Regions from separate parts of the Homo sapiens genome. Here region 2 is linked to region 1. Evidence: read pairs that join two places in POLR2A ChIA-PET (ENCODE). Cell type or tissue: MCF 10A. All regions are shown on one strand. Region 1 has its middle 37 kb from the start of RUNX1. Region 2 overlaps CRYZL1 (crystallin zeta like 1).

Evidence for each region. ChIA-PET counts read pairs that join two places held together with the same protein. Peaks named below come from ENCODE experiments on the same cell type or tissue, not always from the same donor. Only the 100,000 strongest peaks of a DNase experiment are listed, where the experiment ranks them.
Region 2: POLR2A ChIA-PET joins it to region 1 with 8 read pairs; 2 of 35 experiments call an interaction of 5 or more read pairs at or near these places.

The regions. Positions count from the first base shown.
Region 1 is chr21:35,084,224-35,089,223 of GRCh38, reverse strand. No RefSeq gene overlaps it. Among named protein-coding and RNA genes, the nearest start is that of RUNX1, 37 kb to the right of the region's middle. In MCF 10A, no CTCF peak of the experiment used is centred here; DNase peaks (open chromatin) are centred at 2,653 and 4,123.
Region 2 is chr21:33,610,265-33,615,264 of GRCh38, reverse strand. CRYZL1 (crystallin zeta like 1) reads left to right here. Exons shown (of 13, transcript NM_145858.3): 6 at 1,659-1,727. Among named protein-coding and RNA genes, the nearest start is that of DONSON, 24 kb to the right of the region's middle. In MCF 10A, no CTCF peak of the experiment used is centred here; no DNase peak of the experiment used is centred here.

The sequences.
Region 1 (5,000 bases):
TTGGTTCATTTTCAGAAAATGAACAGACTTACATAACCACCCTACAAATAAGGAAATGAAATATTATCAGCACCCCAAAACTCCCCTTGTGTCCCTCCCATCTACCTCCCTCTACTCCCCAAAGATAACAGCCAACCTGACTATTTTCACTACAGATTAACTTTGCCTCCAGTTGAACTTCATATGAATGGAATCACAGAGTCCGTGCTTTTTATTGCAACTGCCTTTTTCTCTCAATACTTGATTTGTGATATTCATTCACTTTGTGTGTAGTAAGAATTCATTTATCCATTTTCATTGCTATGTGGCATCCCATTGTATAAATACACAATTCATTCTATTTTTCATGGAGATTTGGGGCTGTTCAGAATAGTACTGCTATGAATATTTTACACATGACATTTACTGCACATATCTGCGATTCAGTAATGTATAAACTGAGAGTGCAATTTCTAGTCAAAGTTTATGTGTATGTGTAACTTCAGTAAATACTCCCACTCATTTTGTCAAAAATGATAGTACTAATTTACACTCCCACCACACTGTAGGAAAGTGAGCATTCCTCAGTAACACTGACTAGTGCTGTAAGTTTTGTTTGTCTTAGTCATTCTGGCAGATGAGTGATGCAGTTCCACTATTAATTTTAATTTGCATTTGCCTTACTCAGTTGATGTTGAGCATCTTTGCACCTGCTTATCGGCCAATTAAATAGCTTCTTTTTCTGACTGCCTGTTTAACGTTTTTGCCCATTTTCCTATTTGGATGTCTGTCTTTTTCTTAGTGATTTGTCATGAGTCCCTTGTCACTCTCACTCTGTGACATGCACTTTCACCCACTTAATGGTGTCAGTGTGATAAACAGAAATTCTTCATTTTAATGTGATTCAATTCATCAAATTTTCTTAATGACTAATGCTTCTTGTGTCCTAGTTAAGGACCTTTGCCTAGCTCATGAAGGCAATGAACATTATCTTGTGTATCCTCTAGAAGCTTTTTAATTTAACCTTTCACATGTAGATCTACAACCCATCTACATTTAATTTTTGTGTATGGAGTGAGCTAGGGTTGAAATTCATTTTTTTTCAATGTGGCTGTCCTTATGAATATTTAAAAATCATTCTTTTCCCACTGGATGTTTTTGTTTCTCTTTTTTTCTCTTATCTTTTTTTTCTTTCTTGCCATTGATCTATTTTCCCAAAAGCAGTTATACTAACTTACCCAGTACCTTTGTACTGATATCACAGCTTCAAATCTGGTCATTTAAATCCTCCGACTTTGTTCTTGGAGATAAACAAGGCTCTTATTGATCCTCTGCATTTCTGCCTACATTTTTAAATATCAGCTACTCAATTTCCACACACAAAAATACAAACTTGTAGTGATTCTCATTTAGACTTCATTGAATCAAAAGTTCAATTTAGGGAAAGTTACTATTTTTGTAATATTCTAATTCATGGAAATTATTTATTTATTTTCTTGTGTTTATTTTTCTTTTTTATGTTCTTTTTACTTTCCCACAAAAGCATTTCATAGTTTGTTGCATAGAAGTCTTTCCTCTCTGCCTCAGCTTGAAAATTTTTTACTGGCCTACATTCTAAACAACAAATCTGCTCTCCAGCTGTGTGATCCCCTAGTAATCACATATGTGACACGGTTAAATCAGATATTGTAATTTTCATTTTTTTTCTTCTTTCTTGGTTTTGTTTGTTGATATGCCTGGTACTGTTTATTAAATCCTAAACACTATGAAAAATCATGTAAAATTTCTGAATTATTTTATGTAATTTCAAAAAGGATTTTCTTTGTCTTCTTGAGGCAGATCCCTTAATCCAATCAGAAATTGAGCTGGTTTCAAATTGGATTTTAGTCTTACAAGGCTTTATCTAATTTCTGGCTTGCCCTTATTCCTGAAATATAGTACAATCAGCCCTTAGTAACCACGGAGAATTGGTTCTAGGGCCCCAAGCAAATACCAAAATCCACAGATGCTCAGGTCCCTTTTGTAAAATGGTATAGTGTTTTCATATAACCCACACATATCCTCTTATATATATAATCATCTCTAGATTACTTATAAATTCTAATGCAATGTAAATGCTATGTAGTTAGTTGTTATAGCCTATTGTTTAGGAAATAATGACAAGAAAAAAAGGTCAGTACATATGCAATACAAACAACCACCTTTTTTTCTCCCCTGAGTATTTTCAGTCCTAAATTGGTTTAATCCATAGACGCAGAACCCACCATTAGGGAGGTCTGACTGTACTTCACGGGTTTCAGCTGGGTTAATAACTAGGCTCTTCTCCTTTGGCAGGCTTTGAACCACATTTTTTTCACTGCAGTATCATGAGATATCCAAGAATTCTGCATCAAGTTTTTGGCCTCTTAGCAACTGATTTCTACTCAGTTTATCTACCTTTCAGCAGGAACAATTTAATAATCAACCAAAAACTTTACGAGAAAAGCAGCTCAGGGTGTTGGTCTCATTTCTCTCTGCTTCCCTTTCCTTTGGAATTTTGGCCCCTCAAGTCCTGGTTGCCTTAGCAGGGCTGAACATCAATTTTTGTCTCCCTGGGGCCACGAGACTCACAAAAGCTCTGCTCAGAGTCTCTTCCTCTTTGCCACTGAGTTATTCCTGACTCACTTGCTCAGCCTCTTTGCCCAGGATATGGACAGGAAAAAGCCTTAGGGGAAAATCAGCATAGAATGGCAGGTTTCTCTTTCCCTCAATGAGCAGGCTTTCTCTTTAAGATACTGAACCCTCAAATCTAGTCCATTTTAGTGAGTCTTTACTCAGATTGTGTGTGTGTGTGTGTGTGTGTGTGTGTGTGTATGTGTGCATACTCTACTCAGCTTTTCGTTTTGTTATTGATAGCAGGTTTTGTCCACCTCTGGCTGGTCCTTCAGAGCTGTTAGCTGAAGCAGTGTCTGATAGATTGAAAAAGCAAAAAATAAAGGACTCATAATAACCTTTCTAGTAAATATCCTTTTTTGCCCCTTTAACATAGCCTGAAAGAAGGAATGTGAAAAAAAATCTCAGAATTATCAAATTTCCCCATAGAATTTCATGCCACTGATAATATTTCAGGCACAAAATGTTTTCTGTTTTTAAAGTTTTTCCATATATTGGACTATAAATTCTTAAATTATCATATATATGGTAGTCCTTAGTGCTGGTTTCCAGATATTCTGGTTCTTCCTTCTTCTGGCACTTCCACCTTCTAGAGGATTCCCCATCCTGGCTCCTCTGTGGTGGGATACAACTTGCTCTGGCCAATGCATTGTGAGTATAAGTAAAGTGCCTGTATTAGCAGTTATCTCATTGCTATAAAGAAATACCTGAGACTTGGTAATTGATAAAGAAAAGAGGTTTAATTGGCTCATGGTTCTGCAAGCTGTACAGGAAGCATAACAGCTTCTGCTTCTGGGGAGGCCTCAGGAAACTTACAATCTTGGTGAAAGGCAGAGGGGCAGCAGGTGTGTCTTACAGCCAGAGCAGGAGAAAGATAGAGGGGGGAGGTACTACACACTTTTAAACAACCCAGAGCTCATGAGAACTCACTCGCAACAATAGTACTGGTACTAAACCACTCATGAGAAACCACCCCCATGACCCAATCACCTCCCACCCAGCCCCCACCTCTAGCATTGGGGATTACATTTCAACATGAGATTTGGGTGGGGACACAAATCCAAACTATATCAGCCCCCCATTGAGACCCCCAGAGTTATTTTCTTCTGCCACTGTGACCATTACTGGTCTAAACTGTCCTGCATTTTAGGGTGAAAATGAGAACAACATGGAACAGAATTCCTTCCTAAGCCTCAGGAGATAAATAGCATGGGCAATAAATTAACCTTGTTTTAAATCATTGAAATCATGAGGTTGCTTGTTACTGCATCATAACACAGCTTATCCTGATTCATACATTAAAGATTGCAAGAAATATATAGAATCCCATTTTATTGATAAAATTAAACAAGGCTCAGATTCTTGCTCAGAAAAGCTCCTTGCGAACATGAACATGTCTTATTTATTTTTATTGGCCCTTCATCTAATATAGCTTAGCTAAACTATGCAATACAGAAGATGACTGAGGAATTTCTGAGACGACTGGATGAATGACCAAATAAATTCCTTTGTGTGAGTCAGTATACATAAGAAGACAGGAAGGCAGGATATTATGATCTCACAAGATAAATCTGGATTCAAATCGTGGTTCTAACTTTATCTATGTGACCCTGAGCAAGTATCTGAATTTCTCTAAGTCTCAGCTTCCCAAACTGTAAAATGAGAAAAATAATATCTGCCTCTAAGGGTTGTTAGGAGAATTGAAAGAGATAACTTTGTGATGACATTAGCCTACATTCTGGCACATACTAATACTAAAAAATGGCAGGCATTATCATTATCCCTCAAAAATTAGCGGGAAGAAAGAAAAGTATAGGAATCAATGTAGGTGGGGGATGTCAATATTTAATAAGTCACTGGTAACTTTTCTCTAGATTTATATCAAAGTCAAAGAAAAGGAATCTGGAGAACAAAACAAAGCTAGTTTCCAGAAAAATTAATGAAAGGCAAAAATAACTGAATCCATTAATCCATTCAAGAAACTATGAAATTAAAATATGAGGTGTGAATATGTACATATGTGTATTTTATATATATATATATATACACACACACACACACATATATATATAGGAGATGTATTTGAAATTTGAGACATGAGATGGATGAATAAGCAGGTAAACAGACAGATACATACTAGTTAGATATTAAGTGTAAGGGTTATATTAAAATATATTGGCAAAGCTCTCTTGAATAGAATCACTTTAGTGCAAATGAGAAGAGTTTCTAAGAAGAGAATGATTGTTACTTGGACATGGAGTCATTAAAAGGAAAAGACTAACAGCCTGGAAAAATGTACGTCATTTATGCATGCCGATGATGACACGAAACTTCCGAAGTTTCATTTTAAGAAATCCAGACTATAAGCA
Region 2 (5,000 bases), 1.5 Mb after region 1:
TGGGAGATCGCCTGAGCCTGGAAGTTTGAGGATGCAGTGAGCCATGATCACACCACTGTACTCCAGCCTGGTGACAGAGGGAGACCTTGTCCAAAAAAAAAAAAAAAAAAGAGAGAAAGAAAAGAAAGAAAAAATATTTAGCCTTATAGCGTTAAAATTATAGCATGCTTGAAATTCTTAAAGGATAGATTTGTAAGAAAGTTTTCATCAGCTTTTTATAGTATTGCCTTTGACTCAGGCATTATCCTGGAGAATTGATTATTTCTTTCTTGTCTTTTTATTCTGCTCAGGAAATCAGTGGCACTCTGTATTATTCAAGATTCTTTTTGTGAGAAACCAAAAACAAAATCAGACTAGCTTAGAAGAAAAATGGGATTTTATTAGAAACATACTCTGGCTGGGTGTAGTGGCTCACACCTGTAATCCCAGCACTTTGAGAGGCTGAGGTGGGTGGATCACAAGATCAGGAGTTCGAGACCAGCCTGGCCAATGTGGTGAAACTGTGTCTCTACTAATAATACAAAGATTAGCTGGGCGTGGTGGTGCACGCCTGTAATCCCAGCTACTCGGGAGGCTGAGGCAGGAGAATCGCTTGAACCCAGGAGGCGGAGGTTGCAGTGGGCTGAGATCGCGCCATTGCACTCCAGCCTAGGCAACAGAGCGAGACTCTGTCTCAAAAAAAAAGAATTGAAACATACTGAGGTATGTCATGGAACCAAACTATAGGAAGGTAGCTATGCATCAAGGACAATTTTGTTTATTTGTTTCTTAGTTTGAGACAGAATCTTGCTCTTGTCACCCAGGCTGGAGTGCAGTGGTGTAATCATGGCTCATTGCAGCCCTGAACTCCTGGACTCAAGCAGTCCTCCTGCCTCAGCCTCCTCAATAGCTAGAACTACAGGTGCATACCATGATATCCAACTAATCTTTAAATTTTTCTTCTGTAGAGATGAGGTCTCACTATGTTGACCAGGCTGGCTTTGAACTCCTGGCCTCAAGCAATCCTCCTGCCTTGGCCTCCCAAAGTGTTGGATTACAAGTGTGAACCACCATGCCCAACCCATCAGGGACAATTTTTTTTTTTTTTTTTTTTGACACAGAGTCTCGCACTGTCGGCCGGGCTGGAATGCAGTGGTGTAATCTCAGCTCACTACAACCTCCACCTCCCAGGTTCAAGCGATTCTCCTGCCTCAGCCTCCTGAGTAGCTGGGATTACAGGCGCCTGCCACTATGCCCAGCTAATTTTTTATATTTTTAGTAGAGACAGGGTTTCTCCATGTTGGCCAGGCTGGTCTCAAACTCCTGACCTCATGATTCACCTGCCTCGGCCTCCCAAAGTGCTGGGATTACAGGCGTGAGCCACCACGCCCAGCCCATCAGGGAGAGTTTTAACAAGGAGTCCAGATGCTCCCAAGACTCTGACTTTGTTCTATAACATCAGCCATCATCTTACTGTCACTCAGAGGGGAAAGAAGAAAGCGATAGCAGGAGTGGCACAGTGCACTTCCCATCCCATTTCTGAATTTTTTCTTGTCCACACTAGTAATTACTGGAACCTTCCTCAAAATTTCACTGAACAAAATTTGTAATAATACTGGCCTCTCATTAGGAATGAATTTTTGACTTACATCCCTTTAATTTCTTGTTTTGATTTTTAGGAATTTTGCCCCTGGACTCTGAAGACCCTGGACTTTGTGAAGTTGTTAGAGTACATGAGCATTACTTGGGTATGTAGCAATTCAGTACTTTGGAGCTCACATAAGTCTTACTTCACTGACATATGGTTTAATAACATTTTAATTTTTTTGAATCTACCATAAGTGTTGTACTTAATAAAGTATCATTAGCCAGTCATGTATGTAAAAAATGTTGGCTGGTCATGTGAATACTTCTAGCTTATAATTAGTATTCATAAAATTCATATTCAGACTAAACAATATATAGACCTTTAAGTTTTACTAACACTGCTCATGGTAAGATCTTTGAAAAGTGATTTCTCTCTTGGCTCTTAAATTATATACCTAATCAGAATTAAAAATTTTTTTTTACTCTTGGTTATTGACTGAAACAAAAAACATATAAAATTTAGACAGTACATGGAGAGTTTGAGACGGGAAAGAATCAAGAACACTCATCTCAAGCTAGGTGTGGTGGCTCACACCTGTAATCCCAGCACTTTGGGAGGCCAAGGTGGGCAGGTCACCTGAGGCCAGGAGTTTGGGACCAGCCAGGCCAACATAGCAAAACCTGGTCTCTACTGAAAAGACAAAAAAATTAGCTGGGTGTGGTGACACGCACCTATAATTCCAGCTACTCAGGAGGATGAGGCATGAGAATTGCTTGAACTCTGGAGATGGAGCTGAGATTGCACCACTGCACTACAGCCTGGGTGACAGAGCGAGACTCTGTCTCAAAAAAGAAAAAAAAAGAGCACTTATCTTTGGTTTCTAATATCTTTTGACTAGTGTTGAGTTTAACTGAAATATTCGTTTTTAATTTTTCTTATGGTAATTTATTTTTTGAATATTTAAAGTACATGTACACACACACACACTTCATGAAACCATATTAAACAGTTGCTTCATCTCCTAAGTAATCAGGGGAAAGCAATTAAAACCACTTAGAGATAACATTATGCATCCACCAGACTGACAAAAGTTAAAAAGTCTGACCATCAGCCAGGCGCAGCGGCTCACGCCTGTGATCCTAGCACTTTGGGACGCTGAGGCGAGCAGATCATTTGAGGTCAGGAGTTTGAGACCAGCCTGGCCAACATGGTGAAACTCTGTCTCTACTAAAAATACAAAAAATCTTAGCTGGGCTGTTGGCGCACGCCTGTAATCCCAGCTACTCGGGAGGCTGAGGCAGGAGAATCACTTGAACCCGGGAGGTGGAGGTTACAGGGAGCCGAGATGGCACCACTGCACTCCAGCCTGGGTGACAAGAGTGAGACTTCATCTCAAAAAAAAAAAAAAAATGACCATCCCAAAGTGTGGGAAGGATGTGGAATGATGGAACCTTTCATGTGCTGGAGTGTAAGTTGGTACAAATATGTTAGAAAACAATTTAGCTTTATCTAATTAATGATGTATATATACCAGACCTAGTAATTCCACTCATGTAGCCTATGGAAATTTGATGTGCACTAGGAGGCATACTGCATAAGAGTTGATAGCAGCTTATTTGTAATAGTGAAAGAAACTGGAAACAGCCCAAATGTCCATCACCAAGCAAATAGATAATTGAAAATATTCATAGAATGAATTTCTATTGAGCAGTGAAAATGAGTAAGAGCTAAACATATCAAAGTGGATGACTCTCACAAACAGCATTGAGTGAAAAAAGCAAGTTACAGAAGAATACAAACAGTCCCATGCCATTTATTTATATACAGTTCAAAAATGTACAAAATTAAGCATATGTTATTTAAGGATATAGAGAAAAGGTAGAGGATGGAAAGTTGGGTGGAAGTTACCTGTGTGAGCAGGGGAGGAAGATGTGGTCAGTGGATACACCAGGACTCCAGTGGTACAGCCAGCATATATTTCTTATGCTGGAATTCATTATGTTCTTCATACCATATCCATAGTAGCAAATACCTTCTCTTATGTTCTTGAACTATTGAATTAAACCTTTTCCTAAGTTCTTTTCTTAAATAATGTGATCTCTAATCAGACCTTTTGGGGACAGAGGCTAATTTGGATTTGGGTCTTCCAAAAATAGTAATCTTACTCAGTTAAGTCCTTACAGTAACTTGAGCTAGGCTACCAAATCTTTGGCATTTCATTTCTAAAATTATAAATTTAAAGTAATTTTTATTTAAATTAATGTCATTCATTATATCTAAAATTTCCAATAATACTTTATTATTTTATTAAAAATTAATTTCCAAAAGACACTTTTTCAGAGATCTGAGGGCTGCACTTATTGGAACGTACATGAAGCCTAGTGAGGAGCCAAGTGTGTGTCTTCCTTTGAAAGATAAAGACCTCTTTCAAATACCACGCAGTGAGAGTCTCTAATCCAGAGCTATCTTGAAATTGTGCAGTTTGAAATTTGAGGACTGCCACGGGCTCCTTTACAGGAAACTATCCTATTTTTGGCCCCAGAGTTTCCTTGAATGGTTGGCCTTATTGCCCTGTTCTTTCGAGTACGTTGTGAATATGGAGTCTTTTCATTAAGTAACCAAAACTAAATTGCTATAGAAGATAAATTATTAAAAACAACAACAATTGGCTGGGCGCGGTGGCTCATGCCTGTAATCCCAGCACTTTGGGAGGCCGAGATGGGTGGATCGCCTGAGGTCAGGAGTCCGAGACCAGCCTGGCCAACATGGTGAAACCCGTCTCTACTAAAAATATAAAAACTAGCCGGGCATGGTCGTGGGCGCCTGTAATCCCAGCTACTCGGGAGGCTGAGGCAGGAGAATCGCTTGAACTCAGGAGACGGAGGTTGCAGTGAGCCAACAGTGCCACTGTACTCCAGCCTCGGTGACAGAGTAAGACTCTGTCTCAAAAAAAAAAAAAAAAAAAAAAAACAACCAAACAAGGCCCATTCCTTTAGGCACTGATGAACACTGGAGAATTATGACATGGACCAGAAGGAGAAAAGCAAATTAGAGCATCCATTTTCTAGCTATAAAGTTTAAGCTAAGACCGGCAAACCACACAAATGGCCTTTTTCTTCTACCTTATTTATAAATCAGGAGGATGGATTAAAGTCCAGAAATCCATTAAAGTATATAGAGAAAACAATTGCAGATATTCCTTGAGGAAGAAAACACAGCAAAATGTTTCTTTAAAAGAAGTACGACAGGCGTGGTGGCTCATGCCTGTAATCCCAGCACTTTGGGAGGCCAAGGCAGGTGGAACCCCTCAAAAGTTTGAGACCAGCCTGGCCAACATGACAAAACCCCGTCTCTACTAAAAATATAAAAAATTAGCCAGCTGTGGTGGCACATGCCTGTAGTCCGAGCTACTCAAGAGGATGAGGCACGAGAC